Linked DNA regions of Mus musculus: regions 2, 3 and 4 are each linked to region 1. Evidence: chromatin contacts called from ENCODE POLR2A ChIA-PET data. All regions are on one chromosome and are shown on one strand. Each heading gives the region's core, a stretch centred on a gene start or an enhancer-like site at or near the end of the contact. The rest is flanking DNA. Distances are from core to core; before and after follow the strand shown. Region 1 holds the start of Grk6 (G protein-coupled receptor kinase 6). Region 2 holds the start of Mxd3 (Max dimerization protein 3). Region 3 holds the start of Ddx41 (DEAD box helicase 41). Region 4 holds the start of Lman2 (lectin, mannose-binding 2).

Evidence for each region. ChIA-PET counts read pairs that join two places held with the same protein, here RNA polymerase II (POLR2A).
Region 2: POLR2A ChIA-PET joins it to region 1 with 24 read pairs in Patski. The contact joins the promoter of Mxd3 here to the promoter of Grk6 in region 1. POLR2A ChIA-PET finds 5 or more read pairs at or near these places in 4 of 5 experiments (Patski and embryonic stem cell).
Region 3: POLR2A ChIA-PET joins it to region 1 with 15 read pairs in Patski. The contact joins the promoter of Ddx41 here to the promoter of Grk6 in region 1. POLR2A ChIA-PET finds 5 or more read pairs at or near these places in 3 of 5 experiments (Patski and embryonic stem cell).
Region 4: POLR2A ChIA-PET joins it to region 1 with 12 read pairs in Patski. The contact joins the promoter of Lman2 here to the promoter of Grk6 in region 1. POLR2A ChIA-PET finds 5 or more read pairs at or near these places in 4 of 5 experiments (Patski and embryonic stem cell).

What each region holds. Positions count from the first base shown.
Region 1 is chr13:55,444,050-55,446,602 of GRCm38, forward strand. It overlaps Grk6 (G protein-coupled receptor kinase 6), which reads left to right and starts at 1,282. Exons shown (of 16, transcript NM_001112711.2): 1 at 1,282-1,511. The coding sequence starts at 1,460.
Region 2 is chr13:55,328,468-55,331,020 of GRCm38, forward strand. It overlaps Mxd3 (Max dimerization protein 3), which reads right to left and starts at 1,264. Exons shown (of 6, transcript NM_016662.5): 1 at 1,131-1,264; 2 at 802-907; 3 at 147-176; 4 at 1-17. The coding sequence starts at 1,200.
Region 3 is chr13:55,535,375-55,537,927 of GRCm38, forward strand. Ddx41 (DEAD box helicase 41) reads right to left here and starts at 1,284. Exons shown (of 17, transcript NM_134059.2): 1 at 1,107-1,284; 2 at 922-1,032; 3 at 512-671; 4 at 356-430; 5 at 185-245; 6 at 1-51. The coding sequence starts at 1,133. Gm46416 (a long non-coding RNA gene) reads left to right here and starts at 621. Exons shown (of 5, transcript XR_003950651.1): 1 at 621-718; 2 at 826-1,513.
Region 4 is chr13:55,361,506-55,364,058 of GRCm38, forward strand. It overlaps Lman2 (lectin, mannose-binding 2), which reads right to left and starts at 1,278. Exons shown (of 8, transcript NM_025828.3): 1 at 883-1,278; 2 at 616-734. The coding sequence starts at 1,084.

The DNA.
Region 1 (2,553 bases), core at 32-2,531:
TAGGCGTGGTGCCGCTTCTTGATTTGCTCAAAAGTCATAGCCTGTGACCACTCTGGTCCTTTAATGACATGGGGCGGGGGGGGGGGGGGCATGCGAGGCACCACAAAGCGTCCTCTCTAGTTCTTTGTTTTAGTAGCATTCATTCTAAAACCACCCATTAATGTGCTCACTTACAGGACAGCTACCACCTTTCTTCCCGCCTAGCACGTAAGCACTGAGAGTTTGGTTTTCTTGCTGTTACCACTATATCCGGCACCTGGCTGGGTGCCTGGGAAAAAAAAGCAGTGGCAGTATATATATATTTTTTTTCAAAAATGAATGAATATGGATCAAAAACATGTAGTTGAATCCGGTTGTTCCTTAATTCCCGAGTTTGGGCAAGCCTCCGTTTCCTGCTGTGCGAAAAGGGGTGGTGATGAGGAAGTGGGGGATTGAACTACACTGTGTTGATGAGATGCAAAATTCGGACCTGTCCCCCCACTCCCGGTCTCCGCGTGCAGCCAGCCACTCAACATCCAGCGCCTCAGGTCCCCACCTGTACAATGGGTGTGAACTCATCCTCAACGACTTGGGGTGGTTGCGCTGCCTTATAAGGCAGCAGAGGCCGAAGGCGCCGGACGGGTGGGAGGGGAGAAATCACAACATCCGGCTGCGGGGGCGGGGTACGGGGGTGCGGGGTGCGGCTGAATTGGAGGCAAGCGCTGCTGGGAAGGCAATAGCTTCCTTCGGTCCTCTGCTAGCTTTGGAAGCGCGCCCTTCTGAAGCAGCTGACCTAAGGGACGACGGCAGGACACCCATTCTAACCAAGCTACCTGATAGCCGGCAGGAGACACAGCGTGTCCCCAACAAAACCCTAGAAATCCCGTCGGCGCACCAGACACACAGCCACGCCCCCATCCTTTCACCCAATCAGATCGCAAAGCTGGATGGTCGACACGTCTTTAATCCAATCAGATGTTGGGTCTTCTGGGCGTGGTTCCCGAGAGGCCCCACCTCCGATTTCTCGGCAGAGGCTCGGCCCTAATTGGCAGCTCGGCATCCTACGAAGGCCTAGAAATTCGAACCTAGGGGCCGAATCCCGTCCGCAGTCCAACCAGAAATCGGCGACGCAACGGGGCCCTCCCCCTCTCCGCAGGGAGCGAGTTCCCGGCTCCGTGGGCGGGGCAAGAGAAAGAGGCTGACCAATAGTAGTCCGGCGCGGGGAGCGTCCGCTCGCCCATTGACTGAGCCAAGTAAACAGAGGGCGGGGCGGGGCGGGCGCCGGTGGACCGGGAGGGGCGCAGAGTACGCGGCGGGCGGCGGCGGCCCGGAGGCCGGTGGGGCCCGGAGGCCGCGGCGCGGTCAGTCGAGCCGAGCCGAGCCGAGCCGAGCCGAGCCGCGCCGATCGCCATCGGCTCCGGCTCTCGTGGGCGGTCCCGGCCGGCGGCGCGGCCTGGCGGGCCGGGCGGCGCTGCAGCCCATGGAGCTCGAGAACATCGTAGCGAACACGGTGCTACTCAAGGCCCGGGAAGGTGAGGCCAGGCAGGCGGGCGGCCAGGCCTGGGCGCGGGGATCGCGGGCGCGCGACCTCCGAGCTCCATGAGGCGTCCGGGCCCCAGTTATCCTCGTGCCCTGGAGTCTGCACCCGGACTCTTAAGCGCAGACATGAGCCCTTCCGGCCCTCCGCTTCTGCCCCCGGAACCCGGGGCCCAGGAGGGGCGGGGGTCGCGCCATGGGCCTCAAGTCGGGTTTGGGGGTGATGAAGAAGAAAGGGAAGGAAGGGAAAAGGTGGAACATGAGCCCCAGAGGAATGCGTGTGAGGCCTCTTCTACGTGAGAGGCAGGAAGGTGCCCCACGTGCCCCAGGCCCAGATGCCCTGAACGGCACAAAGTTGGTAATCGGTAAAGATTAGAGAATGAATGAGCCGAGCCTTTGTATAGACAACCCAACCGACAGGGGGAAACTTCTGGACACACACATTACATGCAGAACCACCACTCACCTGGAGCTTCTGGGCACTAAAAACGGGTGCATGGGTAACGTTTTTGGCATTTAGCAAGCCTTTGACCTACTAGGGCAGATGCACCGGGGAAATAAATGAGAGACGAGCATAACGGGCTATAAGGACTGTAGGGCTAAAAGCCAGTCTGGTCGACTTAGTGTGTGCGCGCACATGGATATGGTGCGGAGTTGCTCTTCCTTGGTTTCACTCCAGATGTTATTTGGCTCTATGGGTCCTAGATGACTAGAGCCAGACAAACGACATAGAGTGACATAATCATTAGATACCTGTAGTGCCCTACTCTGTCCAGGGTGCTGGTGGGCAAACACCAACAAGATTTTTCTTTTTGGAACTCCAGGGAGGGACACAGTGACAGCTTTCCACTTTCTGCTGGGTTTCCATGATGAAGGAACCTTCAGCTTCGCTGTTCTATATCAGTTTACAGGTGTGAAACTGAAGCTCAGATCAGAGATTGTAATTGACCTAGGGTCAGGCAGATACCCAGTAGAGTCTATAGGTAGCTCAGACAAGTCCCCAGTGTGCCGCAGTCCCTGATGTCCTCTGCCTACTTG
Region 2 (2,553 bases), core at 14-2,513, 120 kb before region 1:
GCTTCAGCTGGGCTCTCCTGCAAGGGAAGGAGTCTGGAGGGCAGTACCAGCCCCACCTCCCTAGCCAGAGGGATGGCAAGGGAGGAAAGGTCTGAGAAAGATGGTCCTTGAGACCGGGAACTGTTGAGAGCCAGGTTGGGACTCACCTGCGCTTCTCCAGCTCGTTGTGCACAGACCTGTGAATGCCAAGGGGATCAAGTGAGGGTACTGTGCAAATCCTCAACCCCAGGCTGTTGTGCAGCTCAGACCTCACTACAGATAGCTGCGCCAAGGAAGCCTTTCGTGAGGGCCTGGGTTCCTTTAGGACACCACACCCCAGGTAGTGACTAAAGGAATCAGACACACACACCAAAAAATACAGGACACTTGCCCAGGTACTTGCGGGGTCTCGCCCCTGACAGCCAGGCAAGACAGGCTCCCTGGACAGATGTGACACTTGATCAAAAAATAAGCCTGTCAGAGAAATCAGTAGAGGGGAAACTATTTTAAAGAAACAGAATATGCAAAAGAACAGAAAAGCAGAAGCCTGTAGTAGAGACAATTCAGGAGTGTGAATGACCTGTGTGATGTGATGTGATGTGTGTGTGTGTGTGTGTGTGTGTGTGTAGAAAAGGCGGATGGAGCAGGGTACCTGGGCCGTGTGTGTGTGTGTGTGTGTGTGTGTGTGTGTGTGTGTGTGTGTAGAAAAGGCGGATGGAGCAGGGTACCTGGGCCAGAAGAACAAACAAGGAAGTGAGAAGAGAGTTAGATGGGACAGCTAAGGACCAGCATCCCTCCCTACACTGCCCCATCCCTGCTCACCGCCCACTGTTCAGCGCGCCAGGAGCTTGCAGGGGTGGCTTCCTCCTCCTGCAGACGGTCCCGGGGCTGTGGTGTGGACACAGGGACGCATAACCGTGCTCTGCCTCTGCCAGAGAGAGAACACAGCAACACAGCCCGTCAGCTGGAGCCCCTGGCACGGCGAAGTCAAGGAAAGGCTTTTGGCGCCAGGACCCTTTCCCCAGTCACTCCCTGCCCGGCTGCCTGCGAACTCCAATAGATGTGCGGGCGGCAGCGCGCCAGCAGCCCTCCAGCCTTGCTCCCTCCAGGTTGGGAGCCAAATTCAGCCCGCGCGCGGGGTCTGTCCTCACCTCTCTCGCGCCTCTCCAGGAACTCCGCTGCCTGCAGCAGGACCTGGATGTTGCTAGCCACGGGTTCCATGTCGGCGACAGCCGACGACCAGCGGGCTAGGGATGCTAGCCCTGTCAGCCGCCTTACCACTTTTGTTTCAATGTAACTGACACGGTGCCACAAGCACAGGGCCCGCCCCGCCCCCGGTCGCCCCGCCCTGGCCCCTCCCCGCCCCGCCCATGGGAACCCCGTCCGCCCCGCCCTGCCCAGCCCAGCCCGCCTCTTCCCGCCCAGGCTGAACTGGGCTGCTGCTCTGCGCTTTAGGGAAGAACCCTCCGCCGGGTCAGGCAGCCCGGACACCGGGCGCTGCAAGCTGCCCCACTCCTGCGACAGGCAATCGCGCCGGTCCTAGCAGGCGCCGGCCTGGGCTACACGTGCGCGCGGGACGCGGCCACATCCTCCGGGCGGGCCGCGAGCCTCGGAGACTGGGTTGGTTGATGCGCGGCCCCGCCTTCTCCCGCCGCGGGGGCCCCGACTCGGGCGGGAAAAGCTGCCGGTTTCAAATTTGAAAACCCGGACGAGGAGGGCGGGGGCGAGCTACGAGAGACGGCGATGCGCACGCGCCTGTGTTGGGGGCGCGGACGCAGGACACGGTACGGGCCGCCCCGTATCTGCCCTTCATTGGTCTTCGAATGGGAATCCCTCCTAGCTCTCCCGTCCTTCGCAGGGAGGTTAATGGCGTCGTGAAAACGTCGGCTGTTGATAGCTTCCCAAGCCAGGGCATGAAACACACTGTCTCACCCTGAGTTCTGGAGCTCCTCAGCGGCCACTGCTAGGTGTGACGACAACTCGCGTACTGTGAGACAGCGTTGCGGTGGTTACAACTAATGCCAGCAAGCAAACATACGTCTCTCATTAGGGCCATTGCAACCAGACAGCCCCTGGGGGGCGGGGTGGCATCTAGAACAAGGCTCTGCTAGCCATCCGGTGGAGGCTCCTGGATAGCCACTAGGGGTAGCCATACCTATGAGTCAGGAATGATGGGGCATTCTGAGAGTCAAGTGGACCAGAGAGGGGGCACTATGAACAGATGGCCTTAGGAAAACACAGTCACGTGCCAATCAGGCCCCTTCGGAAGAGGCTGTCTTCCCAAGGGAAATCGCCTTTTTTTTTTTTTTTTTTTTTTTAAATCCAAGAGTTGCGGCTACTGTGTAACAGTTTGTAGACTGAAAGGCCTGGTGGCTATGGAGAGAGACACCGGAAGGTCTGCCCAGCTCCGGTCAGCAGTCAGGCTCTTGTGCGTTCCCCTTGGAAGAGAAGGAGGAGCGAATTGACACAGGATCTCATGTGCAACAATCTAGCTTCAAACTTGCTATGTAACCCAAGATGGCGACCTCCTGATACTCCTTCCAGTTCCCAAATGTCGGGGTTTCACGCAAGCAC
Region 3 (2,553 bases), core at 34-2,533, 91 kb after region 1:
CGCTCATGCCGCTCCTCAGACATGCTCAGGACATAACGCGGGGGTGTCCAACTATGGGTAGGTGGTGGGCAGGAGAGGGCAACACGGTAGAGTATGGTGGGGCAGCTCCCTCCCCAGTCCGCACAGCAGGGCGTCAGGGTACCACTGCCAGTCCCAACCTCATATACTTACTGGAAAGGCATACCTAGTTTTGATTGGATCGTCATAGGTGATGCCTTTGGCCATTTCCTTCACTGACATCAAGGCTGAGGAGACAGACATGGCTCAATGAGCAAGACCACCCAAGAGGTCTCGCCTTTGAAATCGGGAGGAGGTGGCTCAGTCCACCTCTGCTCTGAACCAACTATAATGGTACCTCGGCCTTCAGCCACACTCTCCAGAATCTTTTCTTCTTCCTTCAGTTGCTTTTCCTTGGCGGACTCCTTGCGTGCTGAGAAAAGAAGCCGAAGAGGTCAGAGAAGCAGGAGCACTGCGGCCTAGGCCCGTCCTCTCTCCTTCCTGCTAGGCCCACCTTCAGCCTTCTCTTTGAGGTGCTGGTGCTGATCCAGGAGGCTGACATTGGACTGAGGGCCCAGCGGGATGTCGTCCTCATCTCCTCGGGGCTCACTGCCACTGTCCTGCTGCTCTTCCTCCGTAGCGCCCTTGCGTCTTCGCTGCAGCAGCTTCTGGAGCTGAGGTCCCAGCAGTGTCCCTCAGAGCCAAGCCCAGGACCCAGCAGGTGAGGGGGCACAGCACCCGGGAGGGCTTTTTCCGGGAAGGGGATCGTGTGCACTGAGGCGCACGTCTGTCCGGAACTCAGGTTCACTAGTCCCTGGTCTTCCTCAGAACCACGACCCAAGGTAGGACTACAGCTCCCCAGATCCCCCCTCCCGCTGACGGCCGGGGACATGTCGCCGTTGCACCAGGGATGCGGCCCCTCACCAGTAGCTGCCGGCGCTGCCGCAACGGCACATAGGGTACGTAGTCCTCGTCGTCCTCATCCTCGTCCTCGGAGCGGCTCCCACCCGCGGTCGCCTCGTCCGCGCGTGCCCGCTGCGGAGACCCGAGTCAGCCGCGGCCCCTCCCCCTGCCCGCACCCCCTCGCGTGGACCAAACCTCAGTCCCACCTTCCGCTCCGGTTCCGAATCCTCCATCTTAGGCTGCACACATGCGCAATGCCAGGGCATCTGAGCTCCAATCAGATAGGAAAAACTGCTGTGGTCGCCTAGCAACGGCGTGAGCGCCGGATCGCGAACCGGGACAATCTTCTTCCAGCGCGTTTACGGACGCGCAGCGGAGCCAATTGGGTCTGGCGAAGCCTTGTGGGTAGCGGGAGGATTTGAAGCATGCGCAGAAGATCCAAGTCGTGGGTTAAAGGATGAATCTGTTGAACACGCCCTACCCTCCGCACGCTGTCCTTTCCCGCACGCTCCCGGGGAGCGTTGTGCCCTCTGGCGGCCAGGAGTTTCAGCCCTGCAAGCGGTGCTCGCAAAATATTATTCATTAACGTGAGATAACACCGCTGTTCCGACGGGTCAGAAGTAAAATAATGGTCAAGGTCTTTTTTAACCTTGTATGTTATGTGTGTAAATGATATACATCTCAGAGTGACCACCTGGGAAGCTAGAGATAGCACAGAAGAGATGCTGGATCTGGGTTTTCGAGTTAGTGGAGGGAGGAGTCACCATCAAGAGAGCAGGAAAGGGGCTGAGAGTGTAGAGCAAATAACCAGATTCCTTGGGGCATCTGCAGAGATCTCAGGGGCTGGTGTGAGGTAAGGAGACGGGCCCAGGTTGTTAGGAGTCCTACTTTAAGGAGGAAAGACAGAGCTAGTGCTGGCTGCTCCTTCCCAAGTCTTTATCTGTAATAGGTGCATCGATCACCATGGAGTGCCAAAGTGTTCTGAGATTGGGAGAAATAAAATGATTTTTTTTTAACCTAAGAGAGGGTCTTGCCATGTAGCCAAGGTTGGCTTCAAACTTGTGGTGATCCTCCTGCTTCAACCTCATGAGTGCTGGGATTGTGTATAATCACAATACCTAGCATGAAATCACAAAGGAAGTGCAAATCAATTTTCGTGATATTCATAGCAAGTAGCCTCTCTTGAAGAATAATTAAAATCCAAAAGCCAGGTGGTTGCATGCACCTTTAATCCCAGCACTCAGCAGGCAGATCTGAGTTTGAAGCCAGCTGGGGCTACACAGTAAGAACTCATGGTAAAGAAACAAACACCCGGAATTCATAATGGAAGAGTAATTGTGGAGGGGTGGGGAATGTGAAAGAAAGTCAGGAGTCACCTAGCTGGTGACCGTGTGCTGAAGGCCAAAGCTAGACTTTGTAGGTACTTGACCAGACTTTAACTCTTGCCACAACTGGAATTTTAAAGAGCAGTTTTAAGTGTGAAAAACAAAGCTAACCAATACAGAGAAAAGGCTACAACTGTTTTCCCTTTCCTAAAAATGAAACAGGCTGAGAAGCAGGAGCTGTGAGCCTGTGGTCTGGCTCCTGCTCCCTTGGGGGAGGAGAAGAGTATGGGTTAACTGCAGAGCCTAGCAGACGCTTGCTAAGAATGGC
Region 4 (2,553 bases), core at 28-2,527, 83 kb before region 1:
TAAATATCTTGAAGGGGGGTTCTCCCATTGCTAACCAGGAGGCATCGGGTGTATCAAGGGAATTGATAAGAGTGGAGATCAGAAAGATCAGTTGAAATACTGTTTATTCTATTCGGTGGCTATATACTACCTCAGCATAAAGTCACGAAATCTATTCATTCCAAACACCTTGTTTGAGAACTAAATCTGGTAAGGTTTGGCAAGGTCAGTACCCTACACACAGTAAAATAGGCCGTAAGGATAAAGTTTCGCCCTTCCCTCGATTAAGTGGGTTCGATTTAGTCTGACAACTCCACTCATTTCTTGTTCTATGACTTCAGGGATGTTCAACTCTGCACCTTGGCTTCTTGCTTCGTAAGCCATCAAAAAAGCAGACATCATTACTTACCTTGTGTGATTTCTGAAGAAAGAGGTGAAAGTGTTTTAAGAGTCACGCACACTTTCTGACATACAGTAACTATACAAGTCGCTCTGAACGATCTGTGCGACCAGGACAGAAAAATCGGCAGGACAAGAAAAAAAAGGAGCACGTGTATCTACTAAGCTTGGTTGCTGACGAGGCAGGGACTACTGTGTCAGTGAACGGTCATGTTCAGCCTCTTGGGAGAGCCTCACCTGGTGGTTCCAGATCGAGCCCTCTTTGCTGCGCTCGTCCGGGGTCAGGCGCACGTACTGGCTCGTCAGCATCGTGCTGCCTTGGAAGTCCCAGAGCGGCATGGAACTGGAACCGACCCCTGTGGGCAGAGACGGACGTGGACAGGTGCTCAGAGGGCCGCGCCAGAAATCTACTGCGCTGCGCTGCTCTGCTCGACAGAACGGGCCATGCCCTCCTCCATCCCACTTCGGCCCGCGTCCTCACCCTCAGCTACAGGCCTCCCTCACCTTGGTAGGGCTTGATGAGCGAGTGCTCCCGCTTGAGGTGTTCGCTGTTGCCGTCGGTGATATCCGCAGCCACCGGCCCCAGCAACAGAAGCAAATGTAGAAATGTCGTGGGGCTCGGGCCGGGGCCAGGAAGCCCAGGCCTCCCTGGGCACCGCTGACCCCAGCCCCAGCCCCAGCGCCAAAGCCAGGCCTCGGCCGCCATTCTCCTTGTTCTCTCGGCCACTTCCGCCCTAAGACTTCCGCCTTCCGGGTGTCTTTTCTAATGGTCTCCGGCCGGAAGCCCTCCAAACTAGGATCACAGGAGAGTTAAGAAGGAAAGCCTCGCCGCCAGCGGGATGGCAGCCTTATTGGCTGGCCAGCCTCCTATCCCAGTAGAGCGCGGCTCCATAACTTTGGAGGTTCCTGGTCGCCTGACAGCCGGCCACGGCCGAGGGTTCTCATGAGCGACAAGGGGATCCAACCAATCATGGAGCAGCACGTTAGGCTTGCAGGCCAACGAAATGCAGAGGTCTCTCCTGGGACGGGGGAAAGCGAGCAGCGTCGTCGAAGCGGAGCATGCTGGAACTTGTAGTTTCGCGGTCTGCTTGTGCAAGCCGAGCACCCTGCTCAGTCCTAAGCTTCTGAAAAGATGGTGACTTTGAAGTGACCTTTCCAGTACAGTGGGAAAGCCTCACTGGAGTGACTCGGTGGGTGGGGCAAATCCTTTAGGCCACCTCAAGCTAGTACCACGCCTCTGGAGACTTAAAAGAGGCCAGTTATTTGAGGACCTCCTCTACCCCGCAATGACTCCAGCAGTCAGATAGAAGCAGGAGGAGCAGATCAGATTCTGACCTGGAACCTCAGGGAACGCCGGAAGACATCTGACTCCAAAAAGTATCAGTTCTTGTTGACACACCAAGTGTGTGTGGAAGGACCCAGGACAACTGGCTCCGGATAGTTGAACACTGTGGTCTCTAGCCCAGATACCATTCTATTGTACCTATTAATCTACTTAGGAAAAAGTTTAGTTGCCAGTACTATTTTTATTTTTTTTTAAAAAAAAAAAAGGAGCTTAAATTTACCTTAGAAATCCTGATTTCAGGGGCTGCAGAGATGGCCCAAGGATTAGGCGTACTTACTGCACCAGGCTGGCCTTGAACTCACAAAGATCTACTCGCCTCTCCTTTCTAAGCACTGGAATTAAAGACATGTGCTATTTATGCATGCCTTCCAATATACTTTAAATCATCTCTAGATTACATGTAACACTTAACAAATTGTATGTAATAGTGATGTTGATAGGAAACCCCAAAAAAGTTTGTGTTCAGTAAAAAGTGTGCTGGCTAGTTTTGTTTTGGTTTTGATTTTGGTTTTTTGAGACAGGGTTTCTCTGTATAGCCCTGTCTATCCTGGAACTCACTCGACAGACCAGGCTGGCCTCAAACTCAGAAATCTGCCTGCCTCTGCCTCCCAAGTGTTGGGATTAAAGGTGTGCACTATCACCGCCCAGCAGAAGTGTGCTGGCTAGTTTTATGTCAACGTTTCACAAGCTAGAAAGGAAGGAACATTTGAGTTGAGAAAATGCCTCCATAAGATCTGGCTATAGGGCTGGAGAGATGGCTCAATGGTTAAGCGCACTAACTGCTCTTCCAGAGATCCTGAGTTCAATTCCCAGCAACCACATGGTGGCTC